2 separate regions of the Homo sapiens genome follow, and region 2 is linked to region 1. The links are chromatin loops, found by intact Hi-C in ENCODE. Cell type or tissue: Caco-2. All regions are shown on one strand. Links, peaks and the distances in the headings refer to the core of each region. The heading gives the core; the rest is flanking DNA.

Evidence for each region. Hi-C counts contacts between places; a loop is a spot of excess contacts. Peaks named below come from ENCODE experiments on the same cell type or tissue, not always from the same donor. Only the 100,000 strongest peaks of a DNase experiment are listed, where the experiment ranks them.
Region 2: a loop joins it to region 1, with 4 times the contacts of the local background. A loop is called at or near these places in 4 of 110 quality-filtered maps.

What each region holds. Positions count from the first base shown.
Region 1 is chr10:112,722,530-112,733,453 of GRCh38, reverse strand. All of the region lies in intron 7 of VTI1A (vesicle transport through interaction with t-SNAREs 1A), which reads right to left. Among named protein-coding and RNA genes, the nearest start is that of MIR4295, 94 kb to the right of the region's middle. RefSeq lists an enhancer at 605-1,106. In Caco-2, for the core only: no CTCF peak of the experiment used is centred there; DNase peaks (open chromatin) are centred at 4,933 and 8,833.
Region 2 is chr10:112,804,187-112,814,570 of GRCh38, reverse strand. All of the region lies in intron 7 of VTI1A (vesicle transport through interaction with t-SNAREs 1A), which reads right to left. Among named protein-coding and RNA genes, the nearest start is that of LINC02935, 82 kb to the left of the region's middle. RefSeq lists enhancers at 1,621-2,320, 2,321-3,019, 3,020-3,720, 9,844-10,343. In Caco-2, for the core only: no CTCF peak of the experiment used is centred there; DNase peaks (open chromatin) are centred at 2,440, 2,660, 3,520 and 5,711.

The DNA of each region.
Region 1 (10,924 bases), core at 1,702-9,701:
TGTGCTTCTATTTGTATGAAATATCCAGGGTGGGTAAATCCACGGAGACGGGGGCTGGGGGAATGGGAAGCAACTGTTTAATGGGCATGGGGTTGCCTTTTGGGGTGGTGAAAATGTTTTGGAACTAGGTAGACATGAGGGTTGCATAACATTGTAAATATACTGCATGCTATACTTTCAAATGGTTAATTTCATATGAATTTCAATTTTAAAACGATAAAAGCAAAGCAAAAAATAAAAAATAAAAAATCAAACCAAAAATAAAAAATCAAACCAAAACCCAAAAACACCATGGCAGCCCAAAAAGCCTTGTATTCCAGAGCTGAACGTGCCAGGAATCTCCTTTTAAACCCAGATAATCCCAGTAAGGAAAGAAACCTAAGGGAAGGACTGCTAGTGCCCATGCACTGAGCAGAATCACCTGGTCCCCAGTGGACACACTCCTTCCTAGCTGCTATTATGCACGTTTTGCTGGGAAGGCTGATAGCCTTGGAATTGGAGGTATGTTCTCTTCTTGGGGACCATCCACCTTTACTGTGTCAACTCTGGCTGACCTAGTAATGTGAGCAGTCAATCTGCCATGTGAAAACATATCAGAGGGAGGGGAAAAAGCAGCAAAGTACATCCAGAGAGAAGCATGTGGGTCAGGAAACAGTAAGAAAAACTTTCTGGCATTCATATTGGTCATCAGTAGCCCAAGGGGAATAAAGGGTTTCCTGATGCTCAGTGCATCATCAGGAAGATTAATTAACATTTGTAAAGGCCACACACAGTGTGAAAGGCCCAGTAATGGATCTCCAAAAGCCACAGTCCCTGCTTTCCAGAAGGTCATGAAACAAGGAGTGGAAAATATTCCCTAGAAGACAGAGCTGGATGACCTCGACCATGAAGAACATTGCAAAGAAACGACCGGGCTTGTCTGGGATTCTCTTCATTCTGAAGTTGAATCTGATCTGACAGATGTGGTGAGTAATTAAACCCTTGTCCATTCATAGTCTGAATGCTTGCACTGCACAGAGAATGGGGCAGGAATAATGAGAGGCACAGCCCCTCTGGGACTATTCAGGAGTGCTCAAATTTGCATGGTCACATGAACCCAAAGGAAGTGGATTATGCTGGCCTGGCCAGGAAGTAGAGACAGCCAAAGATTTCTGATTTGCATAAATCCTAAGGCTGGAAGGCAGAGAGGCTTAAAGGCTCTCAAAAAAGGCCAGATGTAGCTGCCTTCCCTAGAACCCAGCACATCTCTGTAGCTAGATGCCTTCTCACAAAGGCTGTACAGGTAATCAAACTTGTGATGTCATTTGCTCAAAAGTTTCATAAATATGTACTGTTAAGTTCCCCAAAAATGTGATTTTTACAAGTGAAGTTGCTGTACAGTCTCCTAGGGAATGGATTCTTTTAATTAGCTTGAAAAAAAGGTGATTCGGTAAAGGGTAATGCATTTTATTATGATTAATGCTGTCAAATAATTTCTAATGGTGTGACAAGGTGCTTAAGTAAAGAATTGTTTGTGGCTTTAAAAAATAGTTAATGCCTCTCAAAAAGGATTATTTTCTTTTTAAGTTTCAAATGAAGGCTACTAATTAATTAATCCATTTACATAAAAATGTCTTGGATCAGCTACCTGCAAAGATAAAGGATGAAATCTATCCTCTAATTGGAAAAAGAAAAACTGCTATAAAATATGTGGAATAAACATATGAAAGTAATCTACAAAAGGCAAATAGAAGTCATTAATTAAAAACTGACATCAAAAATTTCATTTCATTCTATGCAATATTAAAAATATTGGTGATGTCATATACTTAACTGAGTAATCTTCCTAAAATATGCCTTCTCATGTATGCTGTTTTATGCAGTTTTTTTTTTTTTTTTGAGATGGAGTTTCACTCTTGTTGCCCAGGCTGGAGTGTAGTGGCACGATCTCGGCTCACTGCAACCTCCACCTTCCAGGTTCAAGCGATTCTCCTGCCTCAGCCTCCTGAGTAGCTGGGATTACAGGTGCCTGCCACCATGCCTGGCTAATTTTTTTGTATTTTTAGTAGAGATGGGGTTTCGCCATGTTGGGCAGGCTGGTCTTAACTCCTGACCTCAGGTGATCCACCTGCCTTGGCCTCCCAAAGTCTTGGGATTACAGACGTGAGCCACCGGGCCTGGCCTTATGGAGTTTATTCACGGGAAGTCATGCAAAACTACATGGTGGTTTCAAGAAATTGGACTGAAATCTCCCTTCAGTTTTTCCCAAAATGTAGCTAACTTCATGTTATCTCCCAGATTCATAGACATCAGGCAACCAAGCTTGGTGAAAGCATTCCAACTTTTGCTCCCTTCAGTTCTGAACGAGTGCTACCCTTGATATAAACAGTCATTACAGACCCAGAATGCAACAAAGAAGGCAGATATTTACTAGTGAAAAACTGAAGTTCCTTAATCACTTTAATATATATAATCAAATGGAAATTATATATTACCCAGACTAATTATATATAATTTCTTGGCATCAGGTATAAACTATTCAGACTATCAAGGAAAAAAATAAAAAGATGCTTCTTTATAGCAGAATTTTTATTATAAAATATATCTCACAGCAAATCCCATCTTTTTAGTATCTGGTCTTTAGTCTTTGATGATTTCAGTTTGTTTTTCCAAATTTTTTTTCCAAGCTGAGGCTGTGCTGCCATTTTTGCAATTGGGATTGGTATTTTTATGATCACTTACTGGATTTATTATACGGTGGTTGAATAAACTGCTGACAAGAAAAGTGGAAAGGGAAAGAGAGAAAAGAGGAGAGAGTTAAAAAGCCAAGGAGATGGAAAAAGAAGAAAAAAGAGGGAAGAAAGAACAGGAAGGAAAGGGGGAAAGAGGTTAAAAAAAAAATCCTAAAAGTAGATGTTGTAATACATAGGAAAAAGAAACTCGGGCACCTGTCAAAGGGACTCCATGTGTCAGTGAACTGCAGGAGGTGACACTTAGGCATCCTGGCTGTACATCATCCCTCACTCTAAATGAATGTAAAGGTAGATCTTTATTCTTTTGGACTGACAAGATCACGCCACAAGGTGACTATCAATTGGCAGGGACTTCAACTTTACAAAGTTGTGCTGAAAGACAGAATTATCAATAAGCTCCTGAAGACACATTCTCACCAGGAGAAATGGAAAACTCAGGTTCTAGCCAAGTCCTTAAGAATGCAGAGGAAGGAGGGTCACAGAATGGAGGAAATCTCTGGTTTGCTGGTAGCTGTAACCTCTCCCCCTTAAAAAGCCCATCTTCACCTTTAAAATAATGCAGATTGTTCATGTATTCTTTGAAGGAGCTTAACATGACTTGTACAAAAGGCCAGCATAATTTTCCAGCTGTTTTGCTGAGAAATATGCCCTCTTCTATGGTCAGTGAGATTCAGCTCCAGAGAAGTGAAATAACTCAATCCAGGTGTTGCTGCTGGGGAGAGAGGTCCTGATGTTGGGGCCCCTGGATTGGAGGTCAGCATGCCCAGCCTTTGGCTGTGGAACTTTCTGGGGAGTATCAGGTTTGCTACGCACAAAGAGGGCTGGTAGAACTCTCCTGATCACAAGACATGACACTTGCCAGTACCACTAGAGCGCTGAAGAGGCGCAGGTTTCCTTTTCCCTGTCTTTGTAGATTACACCAAGGGTGTCCAGCCTGCAATCAGCTGATTTGAAAATGGAGTGCCCACCTGACTGTATTTCAATTGCTTCATATCCCCATCAACAACAATGGATCAGCCCACAGGAGGTGCTGACCCTTCACTGCTTGTGCCTCGTAAGAGATCTCTTGGAAGTGCTCATCAATTTGCGTGTGTTTTTCTTGTTACTTCTGTTGTATATTTCGCATGTGGTCTATTTCATAATGAGAAAAGTCTTCCTAAGATTCTACACAGAGCTATAACTTCTTAACCTTATGGAGTCTAAGTTTCTTTAACTGTAAAATTGAGACAGTTCCTATTTGTGGGGATTGTTGATAATTAAAAAATAAGCATGTTGCTTAGCACAAAAAAGGCACACAAGAAGTGGTAAACATCACAATTACTACCACAGAAAAAGAAGTGCAAAAAGTTGTTTAGGGCTATGAAAACATCTTTATTTTCATATTTTTATTCCCAGAGGTTTAAAATGTTCAGGTCTGTTTGCATTCTTTTTGGTCTCTGCTGCTATCAACACATTATTTAAAGAGTGTTAGAAAAGTTAATCCAAGAGAAACACACTTTTGGTCATTGGCCTCTTTAAGTGACACCTTTTTCATTAATTATTACCTTTCAGTGACAGTGCTGTGGCCAATTTCCATTCCCTCTGTTGGCCTGTATGAGTTCTAGGGTAAAAAGTGGTTTGGAACCTTTTTAGTCAAGGAGCAAAGAAGGCTATTTTTTTAAACTTTTAAGAAAAAAAATCAAAACCACCCAAACCAAAACCCCTAAAAGGCATCATGGTTGTTAAGGCTGAGAAGTTAGACCTGGTTCTGAGACCAGCTCGGCCACTTACGGAGGGCATGATCTGAGTTAGTTGTTTCCTTACTTATAAAATGGTATAATAAAAACATTGATCTCTTAGGCCTATTGTGCAGATTAAAAAAAAATCTACTAACATAAAATGCATAGCCCCATGCCTGGTACATACAATGGTTACCATAATCATGCTACTATCAATAACCATAAAACTCCATACAGGAGTCAGGGCATTGGTGCAGTGAACATTTGTTGTTAGATATTGTCCGAGAACACTAGGGGTAGCCTGAGCCCCTAATTACCCCCAAGTATGATTCTATTTTTTTTCTTCCATTTCAGGAAATTCATTTGTACTTGAAAATAGTCATTAAGCTGAGCCCTTTGTGATGCATGTGTTTAAAAAATGTGGTGGTGACACCTGGGTTATCAGTCTCTTTATTTGCAAAGACAAAGGTCACATCAGACTTTAGCTATTGTGCATTTCTGGGCCCACATACTGTGGACAAGCTCCTTTATCCCTTCAATGTCCCATGCATGGTAAGCAGGACAACTGTTTCCTTTTTATTAGATAGGGCAAACGGCCTGTGTTGTTCAAAAGGGATGTTAAAAAGCAAAGTTATTTCCACAAAATTTATAGCTCACTTAGTTGTTGATAAACATAAACCAGGTGTCACTCTTGCAACACATACCCAGACACCCTCTACTACTGATTTCACCAGCTGTGCAACATATTCTCAATTTTTCTTCTTTTACTTTTAGCAGATAATGTTTCTGAATCCACTCATTTTGAGGGGGGTGGGGGGAAGAAAAGAAAGAAGGAAACCTGTCTCTTTACGCAGGGACTGGTTCCACAGAACCTGAGAAACTTTCCTGAGGTAAAATCCCTTTCTCTGGTTAGTGAGACAGCCGGTGACTTCGGGTTCAGACTGTCCCCCCAGCAGCCTGCTGTGTCACAGATGTGCTGCTAGGGGTGTGGAATGGACCCTACTGGGTATGGGGGTGGTGAAGAGGGGCTGTGAGGTTGGGATTAAACCCCTCCTTAAGTTGGTCGGTCCTCAGGCCGCCTGGTAACTTTCTACAAGCCCAGTTTTTAAAGGCAAGATTTTCAAAGAACAGATTTTACTAATTCTGGATCCTTAGGGAAGACAGAAAGAGATGACATAAAGGGGTAAGAGAAGGGAAAAACTAGGCAGAGAATGCATGACCATATCTCGTTTGCCTTTCATTTATAATAAACTCTTATTCTGTCAATTAAGTAAATTATATTCTTCCCACTGTGACTATCATTATACTTGAGACCACTCTAGTTTTTCTGCCCTGTAAATGGATCACATTTGTTACTGACTTGTTAATTCATACAACATGTACACTGAAATACAAACCGTCCCGAAAGCCTCACAACTTCCACAGTGAGGACCAGCTCTTTAAGATTATTCTATTTATTTCACATTCTATGAGAATATTCAGTGAAGTTAATGACTGCTTATAATTTATTTCCTATCATATTTTTTTCATGTAAGTAGCTTCAACTTCCTAGGAATTATAAAAAAAATTTTTTTTTTCCCTGCAGGGTATCATTAGGGAATAAATGTGGTTTCTTCTTTTGGGCAACAGTTTTGCTCTGCTCACCTTTCAGCAAAGATTTACTGAATACCAACTCTATGCCTTGTTCTAGGTATACTTTGTAGAAGTATAGAGTGGAGAAAGACAGGCTAAAACAACAAGGTAGTAGGGTGAGTAAAGGTACTCTGGGTTTCATGTTGTTGCTTCTTAGACTATCTGAAATGAAGGACCAGTTTGTGCTTTGGTTTTTAATTTCCAACCTGTTGACAACTGATGGGGGGGCCTTTTTGCATGACTGCTATGCAGCTCCCACTGCGTGCAACTCACCTTGTGAACTCATCAGCACCCAAAATGCTTTGTACCCTATTCAATGAGACAAGTCCAAGGACCATATGCTTGCATGTTGTGACCACATCAAATTGCTATAAATTTTTTTAGATGCCTGTTCTCAGTTTCTACATTTATGATGTCACGGAATGACATCAAATAGTTCATAGACTGGCACCAGGAGTACTTCTATACCAAAGAATAAATAATGTTGAGTGGAGTGATTTGAAACTGACCCCCCGGTATCAGCTATATGCCTTCTTGTTCAGACTCACCTCCAAACCCTGCAGCCTCCAACAAGCCAGTGCACATCAGGATCTAGTCTATGAAAACAAATGAAACTCCAAGATACCCTGAGCTCCTTGAAGCCCATGAAATTGTCTGTAAAATTTTGTGTATATGTACATTTTTCCAGAGAGAGGTTCTATAGTTTTCATCAAATGTACAAATAGGTATGTGGCCTCAAAATGGTTAAGATAAACTAACTCCTTAACACTTTTTCATTACCTGGCAACCCTAGTTAAGAATTTCAACTTGCAACTGCCCATGCTTCCTAGGAAACACACACACCTGAGGGGATTGTTGGTTTTATGAAGCCTTCCTGGGTCTGGGGCCAGGACTGCCTGTTTCCATGGTGTTTCAAAGCATGGTTGTTCTGGGTTAAGAACAAGACTAAATTTGTCTACTGACGGCTTGGACAGCAACAGGAGGTTGACTCCCTTCAAGAAATAAAAACATAAAAATAGTCTGTGTAAGAAAGGGTACCATTATTCTTCAACATTAGAGAAGTGTTCCCCACTCTGGTGTCTTAGAAGCCCAGAGATGAGCTGGGGTATCTGATTTAGAAGGAGAGGATGAAGGCATTGAGAGAAGCAGCAGGATCTGGTTGGAGAAGGAGGTGGAATCACAGGGAGCACTGGCCATTATAAGACTGTGTGGGGAGGGAGCATCCAGGTGGAACCAGATGCCTACGGACAGCAGGACGATGAGATACCAAGGAAGACTGCGTTACCACTCCAACATAAACATAACCATTTCAGGGGAAATCTACCCTTGGTGTCTAGACTGAAGTCTTTATATACTATTTCCTAAGGAAAGGAATCAGGATTCCTTGTAAAAATAGTTGCTTCCAGGTTTGGGCCAGGAGCCTATGGCATCTTATCCTGACAGAAAAGACTAGTGGAATCATGTTAAAAGGCAAAAGAGGCAACTTGAAGGGGATCTCACCGATCAAAGAGTAATGGATGGACACCTATAAAATAGATAAAAGTCCAAGGGTTTATATTGATGCTCAAAACAAACAAGCAAGCATCATTGATCACTTTTGCAGGTTGCTGGTGCCATTCAATAATCTGAAAACTATTTAATAAACAGAGGCATTTATGCTGCTTTTCTGATATGAACTGTATTTCAGAGTAACCAAATAGTTGATGATAGTAAGCTTTTCTATATGATAGAATAATAGCTAGTAAATGCAAACTGAATGACAGAAGTGAACATTACCATGTTGTAATCCCTAATGAATGTTGGCAGTGATCATCAGTGGTTGCTAAAACTATTATGTTAACAGGTTGATAGAGAACTTCATAATGGATGAAAGGCTGACCACACCTGAACCCACTGATCAATCTTGATCTCAATAAATGTAATGCAAACAGATGTTATGTGCCTCCTGATGTGATACAGTTGAATTTGCATCTCATTAAGTCATTTGATCTAAGTATTAATTTACAGAAAGTACAGAGGAAATATAAACATGTTAAATGGCACCATGGAGATGCAATATTCAAATACATAAAATGAACATTTTTACAGGACGATAATCTACAGGACAAAAATTTTTACAGGACAATTTCTTCAACAAATAAATGTAATAAAAACAGGAGGGCGATCTGTAATAGATTAAAGAACGTTTAAAGACAGATCAACCAAATGCAATAGATATACTGTGTTTGCAGCCTGATTTAAACCGTCCAGCTATTTGTGAATGCTTTGGAAACAATTAGGAAATACTGAACCCAGACAGGTTATGCAGTCATTTCTAAATAGTGATTACGTTTTTTAAAAGTTATGCTGTATGTTCTAGAGATACATACTGAAATATTTACAGGTAAAATCAGACATCTGGGATTTGCTTTAAAACACTCTAACAAAACAAAACAAAAAGAGGAGAGAAGGATAAAACAAGAAGGGTGACATGTTGGTAGCTGTTGAAGATGGGTGTTAGAGACATGTGGGTTCATTACACTATTTTGTCTCTGTGTGTGAATTTCTGTAAAAAGGTTTTTGTTTTTTTTTCTTTTTTTTTTTTTCAAAAAAAGGGGGGATGGGGGAAGGAAATCTCACAGAATATAAAGCAAGCAAGACAGGCAAGCTAATGAAAACACAACCCTTATCTATAGAGTTTTTGAGTTCATGTCCAAACTTGCCCCAGCTCTGGGGTCTGAGGGAGGGCGAACACAGATTACATGAGGGAATGCACTCACTGCTCTCTTAGTGCAGGGTTACTAGGTGCATGGGAATTCACGGGGAAAGAGCAATTTGTGCTGAGTTCATAATCCCCAAGAGAGGTCAGGGCAGCTTTCTGATTGGTTGGAGGAGATAGAGCCTTCCAGGATCTACCCTGGAAGAGGCAAGCAAAAGGATCCCAGCCATAGTTTGGTGTCCTCTTTAACCTCATTCCCAGGGCAAATCCAAAACAAGTACCAACAGTACCATGCCATCTGGAATTCTATAATGCACAGCTGGCAATATGTCACGGTAAGCAACCCTCCGAACTGTAGATGATTGGCATATTTAAAGGCCACACACATCTTTTCTTCAGCTCTCTGTCTATCCTCTTATATGTTATTAATGCATGTAATAAATTTGGCCTTGGACAGGGCTTGGTTAAAGGCAATAACACCATACTTGATACAGAAATGACCTATTGGGACCTGTAATATCTCTGTGCCAGCTTTTTTCAATTAAATGACCACAACTAGCAAACAACTATTAACATGGGGACTGTGTGGGATACAAAGATATGCAGTGTCTGCAATGGTGAACCACTAAATGCTTGTAGGAGAAAAAGGGAAAAAAGTTTCTCATATAAGTTCTTGAGACAAAGATGTTATTCAGCTTTACAATCCTTTGAGCTCCTGCTAGGAATATTCCACCAGTGTCCACAATTGCAGTTAGAGGCTATCTTGATAGAATCTGTGTGCTAGAAAACCTGTAATATGCACATAATGTCCGCTCTTGCCCTGAATCCCAGAGAATGGAGGACTATTGCTACTGTACTCTCAGTGACTAGAGCAACTTCAAATTATTCCTTCATCAACTGAAAACTAAATAGAAACTATGCTTAATTGTGTTCTTTGATTTTTCTCTGAGGCTATCCCACATATTCAAATTATATTTACTTTTTAAACGATTAGGACACTGGCATTTGGAGCCCTTGCTTCCTATTTAGCAGTAACCATGCTTTCCAAACCACAGGTTTGATCAGCAGGGTGGGCCATCTGAAATTGAGATTGTCCTGAAGATTCAGGAGGTCAGCCTGCCGCATGCAGTACATGCCTTTCCCAGTTACGAAACAGAAACCCAGCCTGACCCTTCAGTCCGGGCCCCCACCTTGCAGAGCTATGGCCTGATCTTAATGTAGAATCAAGTGCTCGATGGAAAAACAGGTTACCGGGTTCAAGCTTGATCTTCTTGCAAAAAGTCCGATGCAAAACATTCCACTTCATCGGGAAGTTCTAGAGCTGAGAAGTATGTTGCTAATGTTGCTAAGAGTTCTTAGTTTTCAAGTAAGGCCAGGTATAGTCCTGTACAGGGAAGAGCACTTTTTCTATAGGTTCCTAGCTTCTAACACCTAGCAGGACACCACTGCTACCAACAACAAAACAATAATGGTGACGAGGAGGACGATGATGATGGTGGTAATTATAATATCATAATATGTAGAGTTTTAATTTTCTTTTGGGTCTTTATTAACTTTAGCCTTTACTTTGTAACTACTATTATTATCTTGATTTACAAATAAAGAACTTGAGGCACAGAGTGATTAAAATAACTTTCCTGACGTCACAAAGCTAGTAAGTGGACAAAGCCAGGCTGTCTGGCTCAAGAGCAGCAGTGTGAACCACTGTAAGACACTGCCCCTTATTGTACTAAAGAGCATTGGCTTTGAATTGATAATAGAAATGCTAGACAAGAAGCTGAATTACAAAAGCAAACGTCCAGATTTTGCCTGGACTCATGCTCAGAGTAGACTGATTAGATGAGCTCTTCTTAACTCTGGTTTCATGTAAGCATCACCCGGACAGCTGTTAAGATACTGGGAACCCACCAGTATCTGGGAACTAGAGAATATGATTCATTTGGTCTGCGGTGGGGCCTGGGCATCTGATTTTTAAAAAGCTCCCCAGGTGATTCTCACGAGCAACAAGGGCTGAGAGCCACTGACCTCTGAAGCACTTTGCAAAACTAAAAAACAAATTTGGAATTGCTGCCTCTTTTCTCTTTCTCTTGGATAGTCACAAAGAACAACAGCATGTTGCAGGCTCATATCAAATCTTTTTTTAA
Region 2 (10,384 bases), core at 160-8,159, 83 kb before region 1:
GGGAACCAGCAACTTAGAAGGGGGACCAGAGTGGAGACACACGCTCCCAGATGCCTGCAGAGAGCTTCTGATGAGGTTGTTTCATAATTTGTTACCTCATTCGGAGAAAAGAGGTCGAACATCAGAATGCTTTGTTGAGAGTTTCAAAGGGAACCTAGGTCAAACAGCCGTGCCCACGCTCGCTCTCACAGAGCTGCACGGAAATAGAGACATGAGCTGGCTGGCAGTCTAGCCAGCTATCTGTCCAGCTTAAAACCCCACGGCAAACCCCATCCAACCCTCCTCCAAATACCAAGCAGCAAAAGGCCTGCTGCCCTACTCCAGTCACCAAACACTGGACATGGGTCTTCCATGGGGAGGAGCTGGGGAGATGAAGCTGGGCTCCCCACGGAACAGAGACCCCACACCCCTACTTTGTATCTTCACACACAAAAAAATCTTTGCAGGGTATTTTCTACTTCCTAGATGAGTTTATTTCCTGGAAGGATGACATCAGGTTGTAGTTTTAGTCAGATTCCTCCTCACCCATCCCCTTCTTCTCCAAACCTAAACGGTTGAATGGAAACTGTCTTATCAGACCAACCCACTCCCTCGTGGCCCCCTAAAAGGACGAGCTCTCTCTCCTCCTGACAGGTAACAAAATGATCACATTTGCTGACACGTCTTCCGCAAAACTGCCTTAGTGCCTCTGTCCACTCTCCTCGCAGGAGATGAATGGTCCACTTGGTCCTCATTTATCACTCAAGGCTTGGCTAAGATCTGTCTCGTTTAGTTCTTCCCTTCCCCACTAGAAAGTCTGCACTCCGACATTAATTCTTCTGTGATGACAGCTAATTCAGACTTAACAGGCCACACTTACTCAAGAGGCAGGAAGATTCTCTGTCCCCCAAATAAATAAATAAAAACAGGACTTCATGGCTTATGATAGTGAGGCTAATTATCAACACTGATCGGTGCTACTTGGTGGCTCTGTTTAAAACCCAAATTGATTTTTTCCCCCTTTTCTCTGGGAGGGACAGGAGCCTTCAGAATGGTCCCTACACATCCCATTTGCCCAAGTCACTGTCAAAATCTCTATTTACCACAGTCACCCGCATCAGACTTGCAAAGGAAATCAGCAAAATTGAAACTCAGCAGTGAAACAGATTAAAAGCATGAAAACTCTTTAAAATTCTGCCTTAAGTAATCTACAGTAGTGTGTCTCTTGTACAGCTTGGTTGACAACCATTTTATTTGTGGGTTGAGGGCCCCAAGGCATCCATGATGCTAATTTAGAAAGGATTAACTGTGGGTGTTACTTGTTCAATCTGAGGCATGGTAAGAAATATGAATACACAGGAATCCTTAAATCCTCAGCTCTTCCCTAACCTTCCTAATTGGGCTTCACCCCCTCCTTGGTGCACCCACAGGGCCTGGTGGCTTCCCCTCCACCGCCCGCTCTGTTGCTTCCAAGGGCCCAACCTGTGTGGACTGGGACCATGTGGAATTCACCTCTACCACCCCAGCACATGGCACAGTCGCGTTGCACACAGGTACTCAAAAGAGAACTGCCCAAAGAGTGATCGTGAAAGAATGCAGTCTCTGGTAACTGTAATCTTCCATTCAAAGGAGAATGGAGAAGTCTGTGCAATTAATTTGCAGGAAAATCTCAGGAAGTCTGCATGGAAAAGGTTAAAGTTCAAAGTTGAAGCAAGCCCCGTCAAAGATGAAACTTCCTACCATCACGCCTTCTCAGCACTACTTGGTCTTCCCCCTGAAGCTAGAAGGAACTCCTTTGTGCTGGGTGGGGGCGGGGTGTCAGCAGGAAAGGGCATTTGCTTTCAAACCAAATGCTGGCAGACATTTGGGAGGAAGAGTAGAAGGGGATGGGGAAAGAGTTGGAATAGAGAGAGCTCTAAGCAAGCTTGACTGGCTGGGCCATCCACCCCAACCTTGGACCTCAAAGGAGTTGTGCAAATGTGATACCCCTCAGGACCAGAAAAGTGAACTGTCAGGGCATCTGGGTGGATAGGACTGAGCCAGTTTGGAAGGGGGAAATACAGGCTGGCATTGGTGGGCCCCATCTGTGAGGAAGCTTAGTTGCAATCGCAGCCAGGGGCTGCCGGCCTGTATTGCTGTAGGCAAAGCAGAAAGGAATGCAGAGCTCGGAGACAATCAGAAAAACCAGCTAGGCCAAGGGGTTCCCAGCTAGTGAGATGGCAGCGAAGGAACTTGGGGAGAAGCCCAAAGTAACTTCCTCCTAACTTTGGGCAAGGGGAGGGCTTTATGTTGAACTAGGTCTGCAGCAAGCCGTCTTAATCTCCCTTTTGAAAATGCAAAGTGTGTTTACCCAGTAAATAATTTAAGAAAGAATATACACTTGAAAGAAGACATCCATTGAAACAGCCAGGCTAAATTGCCTCCAGGCAAAAACTTGTGCATTTGCATGCTGCATTCTATTAAGTGAGCACACTGTGGCTTTAAAAGAATGCAGAGCCAAAATAAAAGGAATGTGGGCCCGAAACATCAAGGATTCTCCAAGTTTACATTATGAATCACAGTGCTGTTGATACAAGATGAATTAACCATTTACTTTGAGGCTGAACTCACAAAGTACTATTGAAAGTACTGATCCCCATGTGGAACTCAGGGAGCGGTTAATCTTTCCATTGCCAGTCTCCTCCCAGCCTGGAAACGAGCTCCTGCGTGTGGCAGCCGGAATCACAGAAGGCTGGTTCCAGTGCAGGGGACAGGCGCGGCACTGCACCTGGCACAGTTCTCTGCTCTTGCTCGAGGAGCCCAGGAATTCCACTGGAACAGGCATTACGAGTGTTCTCCAATAGCCAGTTCTCCTCTACTTCCAGGCATGGACTGCACTCTTTTTTTTTTTTTTTTTTTTTTTTTTTTTGAGACGGAGTCTCGCTCTGTCGCCCAGGCTGGAGTGCAGTGGCGCAATCTCGGCTCACTGCAAGCTCCGCCTCCCGGGCTCACGCCATTCTCCCGCCTCAGCCTCCCGAGTAGCTGGGACTACAGGCGCCCGCCACCACGCCCGGCTAATTTTTTTTGTATTTTTAGTAGAGACGGGGTTTCACCGTGGTCTCTATCTCCTGACCTCGTGATCCGCCCGCCTCGGCCTCCCAAAGTGCTGGGATTACAGGCGTGAGCCACCGCGCCCGGTCTGCACTCACCTTAATGTTAGGCTTGGTCATGGAACTAGCTTTGGCTAAAGAAATGAGAGCAAAAGTTCTGAGTGTCACTGCCAGCTGGAGGCATCTAACTTCCAGTGTTTGTCTCTCTAGCGGGCTCTTCCTGCGGTTTTGATTTGGGGAGGGAGGGGCTGTATTGTTCCAGAGAGTACAAGTTATAGGATGGTGGTAACATCTTCTGCCTGGATCCTGCAGTCATTATGTAAAGGGCCACTGTCCTGGAGATGCACCTGGACTCCCAGTGGACTTGCGTTAAGCCATTGAGGACTGGGGGTTGTCACTGCCGAATACCATAAGCTCTTTTACCCTGAGTGATAACGCTACCGTCCGCCTCTCAGACAAGACGAGGCATCTGGCCAAGCCAAGAGAGGCTCTGGTTTCATGTATTTCAGAAGCTAAGGTATGATGAAGACTGATAAGATTTTTTTTTTCTTGAAGAACAGGTTTTTGCCTCTTGGTTTTCAAAAGCTGGGAACCTCTTCTGACCTCTTGGTCACAACACTTTTCACTGAAGAATCAGGAGCTTCTTCCAGCCAATGCTCCTGTGTATTGATGACTGATGATATCATGCGTGAGGCCTCACCAGGCCTAGCCAGGCATCCGCTTCCTGTGTACAGCAGATCTACAGTGGCTGCGTTCGTTTCCCTATTCCAAACAGCTGATGCTACCCCAGCTCCAGGGGTACAGCTGTGACTGAGGCTGAGATGGTCAGTACATTCCATGCCCCTGGCCATGGTAACTGGACCAGGAGCAGGCTTGTGACTTAAGTCCATCCAACAGAGTGGATCTCAGCAACTTTGCTTGAAATGCGGGGTCACCTGGACAGTTTGGTGTGTGGATGTCAGGCTGGATCCACTGCAGGCCTTTTGATTCATTGAGGGAAGCCAACCTAAGAAAGAAGCTGACCCACAGTGGGCAGAGAAATAGAACCCCAGTCCTGAAGACAGAGAACTTTAATTTTTAACTTTTTTTTTTTTTTTTTTTGAGATGGAGTCATTCTCTGTCTCCAGGCTGGAGTGCAGTGGTGCGATCTCAGCTCACTACAACCTCCCCCTCCCAGGTTCAAGTGATTCTCGTGCCTCAGCCTCCCAAGTACTTGGGATTACAGGCACCTGCCACCATGTCCAGCTAATTTTTGTATTTTTAGTAGAGATGGGGTTTCACCGTGTTGGCCAACCTGGTTCCAAACTTCTGACCTCAGGTGATCTGCCCATCTTGGCCTCCCAAAGTGCTGGGATTACAAGTGTGAGCCACCATGCCAGGCCGACAGTGAACATTTTTTTTTTTTTAAATCAAACCACCCTTTCTTTGGACTTTAACTTATATGAGAAAATAAACTGACTTTATTTTCCAAAGTCAGTTTGAATTGGGTTTTCTGTTATTTATGACCAAAAAGCATTTTTAGGTTGAGTCACCCTGATTCCAAAACCAGGTCCTTGATCTACGGCATATGTGCATTCTTCCCTCCTCTTCCAAGAGGCATTTCCTGGCTATGTCCCTCTCGTATTCTCCTATCTCCCTACACATCTCTCTTTCCAGTACATTGACTACAGTCCCCAGTAAAAAGTGGACCTTCCACAGTCCGAATTTCTTTTGTCTTTTGTATCCCTGATGCCTAACACACAGCTTGGCATAAATGTTCTCAAAACATGCTTGCTGAGTGAAGAAATGAGAGACTCTACCTACACGTGCTCAGGGTCACGTGGTTATTGCTCTCCTGGTTTCTAAGGACTGCTTGTAGATAAGCACAGCTTTAGGACTTAGCTGTTAGCCACTGTCCCATTAAGGATGCCAGCGGAGTCCCAACTTTTTTACAAGCCTGTGTTCATTAGCTGGAGAGTGGCAGACACTTTACAGGTTCAGAGCAGCATCCTGTACCTGCCTTCCTGCCTGGCCGACTGGCCCTGAATAACGATGCCCCACTTTTGGGGTCTGACAGAACAGTAACAATTAGCAACCGTGAGAGCATAGGATAAATTCTGAGCAGAGGAACCCGGATCTGCTTCTCTCTAGGCACTTCCCAAAACATGGGCCAAGGGAAAGCTCTTTAAATTCTATATCCAATTCAACGTTACTATTCACCAGAAAGAAATGAAAACAGGAGTAGGAGAAACAGTTAATTGTCATCTGCCTCAAACACTCACTTTAATTGGAAGGGTTATTTTCAGAGCTGGGGACATGTTTGCCTCTGAGCTAGAGCTGTGCGGTTATCATGCTGCCTGATAATGCCCATCTTGGGTCTTCTATGTCCTGCATCTCTAGGAGTAATCCTCAGCCCCATCGCGAGAATTCAGGGAGGCTGATCCCACTCTGATTCCACAGATGGACATATGGCCCAGGCAGGCCCAGCCAATGACAGCTCTCTAGCTCTTGCACTACCATTTGCTCAAGGATTGGTCTGCCACTCAAGCCAGATGGAATTCCTCTTGGGATTCTTCCTGGAAAATCAAGAAAAAGATACTGTCTTTACTGAGATTGACTGTCAGGACAGTGAGAACCTGGAGCTGCCAAGGACCATTCTTACTACCATACCGGACGAGGCTGCCTGAAAGAAGCCGACACCAGAGGAATGCAGAGCCGAGAGATAAAGAAAAAGAGACGGATTCCTGAAGACATATTTGAACCCCTGCTTCCTGCTGTGTGCCTGAAACCTGAAGAGTCACACTTCAGCTTCCCAGTTACAGGAGCCAAACAATTCCCCATTGACTGCAGCAAGTATGGTTGGGGATTCTCTCGCTTTCTTTTTTTTTTTTTTTTTTTTGAGATGGAGTCTCGCTTTGTCGCCCAGGCTGGAGTGCAGTGGCGCAATCTCAGCTCACTGCAACCTCCACCTCCCGGGGCCAAGTGATTCTCCTGCCTCAGCCTCCTGAGTAGCTGAGATTACAAGTGCTGCCACCACGCCCAGCTGATTTTTGTATTTTTAGTAGAGATGAGGTTTCACCATGTTTGCCAGGCTGTTCTTGAACTCCTGACCTCAGGTGATCTGCCCACCTCAGCCTCCCAAAGTGCTGGGATTACAGGCATGAGGCACTGCACCCAGCCTCTTACTTTAAATCATACTGATTGTACTGGATTGAACAGTGTCCCTGCAAATTCATGAGGTTCCACCTGGAACCTCAGAATGTGATCTTATTTGGAAATAGGGTCCTTTTTATTTTTTATTTTTAAGAGACAGAGTCTTGGCCTATTGCCCAGGCTGGAGGGCAGTGGTGCAATCACAGCTCACTGCAGCCTTGAACGCTTGGACTCAAGTGATCGTCCCACCTCAGCCTCCCAAGTAGCTGGGACTACAGGCATGCACCACCGCACCTGGCTAATTTTTAAATTTTTTGTAAAGACAGGGTCTCACTATGTTTCCCAGGCTGGTCTTGATCTCCTGGCCTCAAGAGATCCTCTTGCCTCGGCCTCCCAAAGTGCTGGGATTACAGTCATGAGCTCCATGCTGAGCCACCACCATGCCCAGCCTGGAAAGAAGGTCTTTGTGGATGTGATTCATTAGAGATCTTTTTTATTTTTATTTTTTATTTTTTTTGAGACGGAGTTTCACTCTTGTTGCCCAGGCTGGAGTGTAATGGTGCAATCTTGGCTCACTGCAATCTCCGCCTCCCAGGTTCAAGTGATTCTCCTGCCTCAGCCTCCCAAGTAGCTGTGATTACAGGCGTGTGCCACCACGCCCAGCTAATTTTGTGTTTTTAGTAGAGATGGGGTTTTACCATGTTGGCCAGGCTAGTTTCGAACTCCTGACCTCAGGTGATCCTCCTGCCTTGGCCTCCCCGAAGTGCTGGGATTACAGGTGTGAGCCACCACAGCTGGACTTCATTAAGGATCTTGAGAGGAAATCATTCCAGATTTAGGGTGGCCCTAAATCCGATGACTGGTGTCCTTAAGAGAGGACAAAGAGGGGCACGTGAAGATGGAGGCAGAGACTGGAATGATGTTGCCACATGCCAAGGAATGTTGGGCCACCAGAAGCTGCAAGAGGCAAAGAAGAATTCTTCCCTTACACTTTTGGAGAGAGCATCGCCCTGTCAACTCCTTAACTTCAGACTTCTAGTCTTCGCAACTATGAGAGAATAAGTGCATTTAAGCCATGTTGTTACGGCAGCCCTAGCAGCCCTGGAAAATGAATACACTGAGTGCTCGGATCCAGACCAGCATATGGAGCTGGTGATCTTATCTTGGGTTTCGTGATGACTGTTTTCCACGTCTCCACCTTCTTCCCCATGGCTGCACTGCACATTTACTGTGGATCTACACTAAGATCTCCTCCAAAGGACAGGTCAGTCCCAGCCGAGTTCACAGAAGCTTTGCATGCAGCTGTGGGGCTCACAGTCTTCCGAAGCTTTTGATTCTTACATCTCAGAATAAGAATTCCATTCATGAGCAGAGCAGGCAGTTTCCTGAAGCCATGTGAGATAAGGGGACTGAGGGGGCATGTGCCACAACACTCATTTCACAAAACTCCTGCCTCTGGAATAGGCCATTTAAAACAGGAAGAAGGCCAGGTACATTGGCTCATGCCTGAAATCCCAGAACTTTGGGAGGCTGAGGTGGGAGGATCCCTTGAGCTTAGGAGTTTGAGACCAGCCTGGGCAACATAGAGAGACCCTCATCTCTGTGAAAAATTAAAAAAAATTAGGCAGGTGTGGTGGCCTGTGCTTGTGGTCCCAGCTACTAAGGAGGCTGAGGCAGGAGAATTGCTTAAGCCTGAGGGTGAAATCGCAATGAGCCACGATTGCACTGCTGCATTCCAGCCTGGGTGACAGAGTGAGACCCTATCTCAAAAATAAAAAAAAATAAGGCTGGGCACGGTGGCTCATGCCTGTAATCCCAGCACTTTGGGAGGCGGAGGTGGGCAGATCACTTGAGGTCAGGAGTTTGAGACCAGCCTGGCCAACATGGTAAAATCCCATCTCTACTAAAAATACAAAAATTAGCCGGGTGTGGTGGCGTGTGCCTGTAGTCCCAGCTCCTCGGGAGTCTGAGGCAGGAGAATCGCTTGAACCCGGGAGGTGGAAGTTGCAGTGAGCCAAGATCTTGCCACTGCACTCCACCCTGGGTGACAGAGTGAGACTCCGTCTCAAAAATAAAATAATAAAAAAAAAGGGAAGAAAACTAGATGCTATCTCTGGGCCAATCTACCAAGCCATCATCAGCCATTAGTAGCCCCCACTGGCTAACATCAATTTAGGTGTAGTCAGTCATCCGAGAGACCTGAGGGACTGGGACACAGTGGGGATGAGTTTTGATGGGCAGGGAGATGAGCACTTTCTCCAGCAAGGAACTGAGGAGCCACATCCACTCCCTGAGCCCTGGCATATCTAGATTAGGTCCTGAGTGAGGACTGGAGTCGCTTCGCCCTGTTTCTAAATTTTTCTTAATACTTAGCTCAACAGGAATCAGCACGCTCTGTCTGCAGAGGGCCAGATAGTCAGTATATTAGTGTGCTAGGGCCGGCATAACAAAGTCCCACAGACTGGGCGGCTTCAACAACAGAAAGTTATTGTCTCCCAGTTCTGGAGGCCAGAAGTCCAAGGTCAAGGTGTCGGCAGGGTTGGTTCCCTGAGAGAGCAGTGAGAGAGTCTGATCCATGCCTCTCTCCCAGCTTCTGGTGGGTTGTCAGCTATCTTTGGGGTCCCTTAGCTTGTAGATGCATTCCCTCATCTCTGCCTTTGTTTTCACAAGGTGGTATCTCTGTGTGAGTGCCTGTGTTCAAGTTTCTCCTTTTAATAAGGACACCGGTCACATTGGTTTAGGAGCCCACCCTATTCCCGTACCTCATCTTAACTAATTGCATTTGCAAAGACATTATTTCCAAATAAAGTCATATTCTGAGGTACCAGAGGTTAGTACTTCGACATATAAATTAAGGTGAGAGGCTGCAATTTAACCCATAACTAAACATTTTAGGCTTTGGGGACTACGCAGTCTGTCACAACTACTCAACTTTGTTCTCGTAGTGTAAAGCAGCCAGTGACATATGTCAACGAATAAGCATGGCTGTGTTCCAATACAATCTTTATTTACAGACACTAGAATCTGAGTTGTATAATTTTGAATGTGTATAATTTTCACATGTCAAAAATTCTTCTTTTGAGTTTTTTTCAACCATTTAAAAATGTACAACTATTATTAGCCCGTGGCTAAAACAGGAGGAAGGCTGGATATAGCCCACTGTCTGTGATTTGCCCACTCATGATCTAAAAGCCAAAAGCTACTGGCTGGGCACAGTGGCTCACGACTGTAATCTCCACACATTTGGGAGGCTATGGTGGGAGGATCGCTTGAGGGCAGGAATTTGAGACCAGCCTGGGCAACATGGTGAGACCCAAGTCTCTACAAAAAGTAAAAAAAAAAAATAGCCAGGCGTGGTGGGGCACACCTTTAGCCCCAGCTACTCTGGAGGCTGAGACGGGAGGATTGCTTAAGCCCAGGAGTTCAAGGCTGCAGTGACCTGTGATCGCACGACTGCATTCCAGTCTGGGAGACAGAGCAGGACTCTGTCTCAAAAAAAAAAAAAAAAAAAAAAAAAAATCTATAATCTACCTAGGGCGGCCCTCCTTGGTTAAATTATGTGGTGGTCTTCGACAAGGCATGAGCTGCACAGACAGGTCTGGCAGGTCTGGCTGAAGTCCTTCTGAAGAACAAAGGAAACACAGAGTCCCTGCCCTATGGGAACTTATGGTGTCACAATGAGCAATCAATGAATGACAGAAGCCTCACGACAAAGGCCGCGATTAGAGTAATGCCAGGGCCGGGACAATGTGTTCTGTGCCCATAATCTGGTATTTACCTGGTGTGACCTAGAGCAAGTCACCCCATGACATTTGGGTTTCAGTTTCTTCCCCAACAAAATCAGCCAACTCACAAACCACCCCAGGGAGGAGAGGATTAGCTCATTAAAGATTTTAAAGCACTCTGAAAAGCTCTTTACATGTGTGCAGCTGGCAAATCATTCTGTAAAAGGAGATGGTATTTCAGGAAAGGTGAGAGGCACTGGTTGTCAGAGGCTGGAGAAGCTGCCTAGGAAACTTCCAGTGGCTGGATGGGAAGGTGGGGGCAGGAATCCAGGAAGCTGCTGCTTCCCAAGCCTGCCAGGCTTCTGGTTCCCACAGGCTGGTATCCATCTGGGCCTCATGCTGACAGTCTCCTGAGCACAGCCGAGCCTTCTCTCCCATAAACATCAAAAGGGAGGGGAG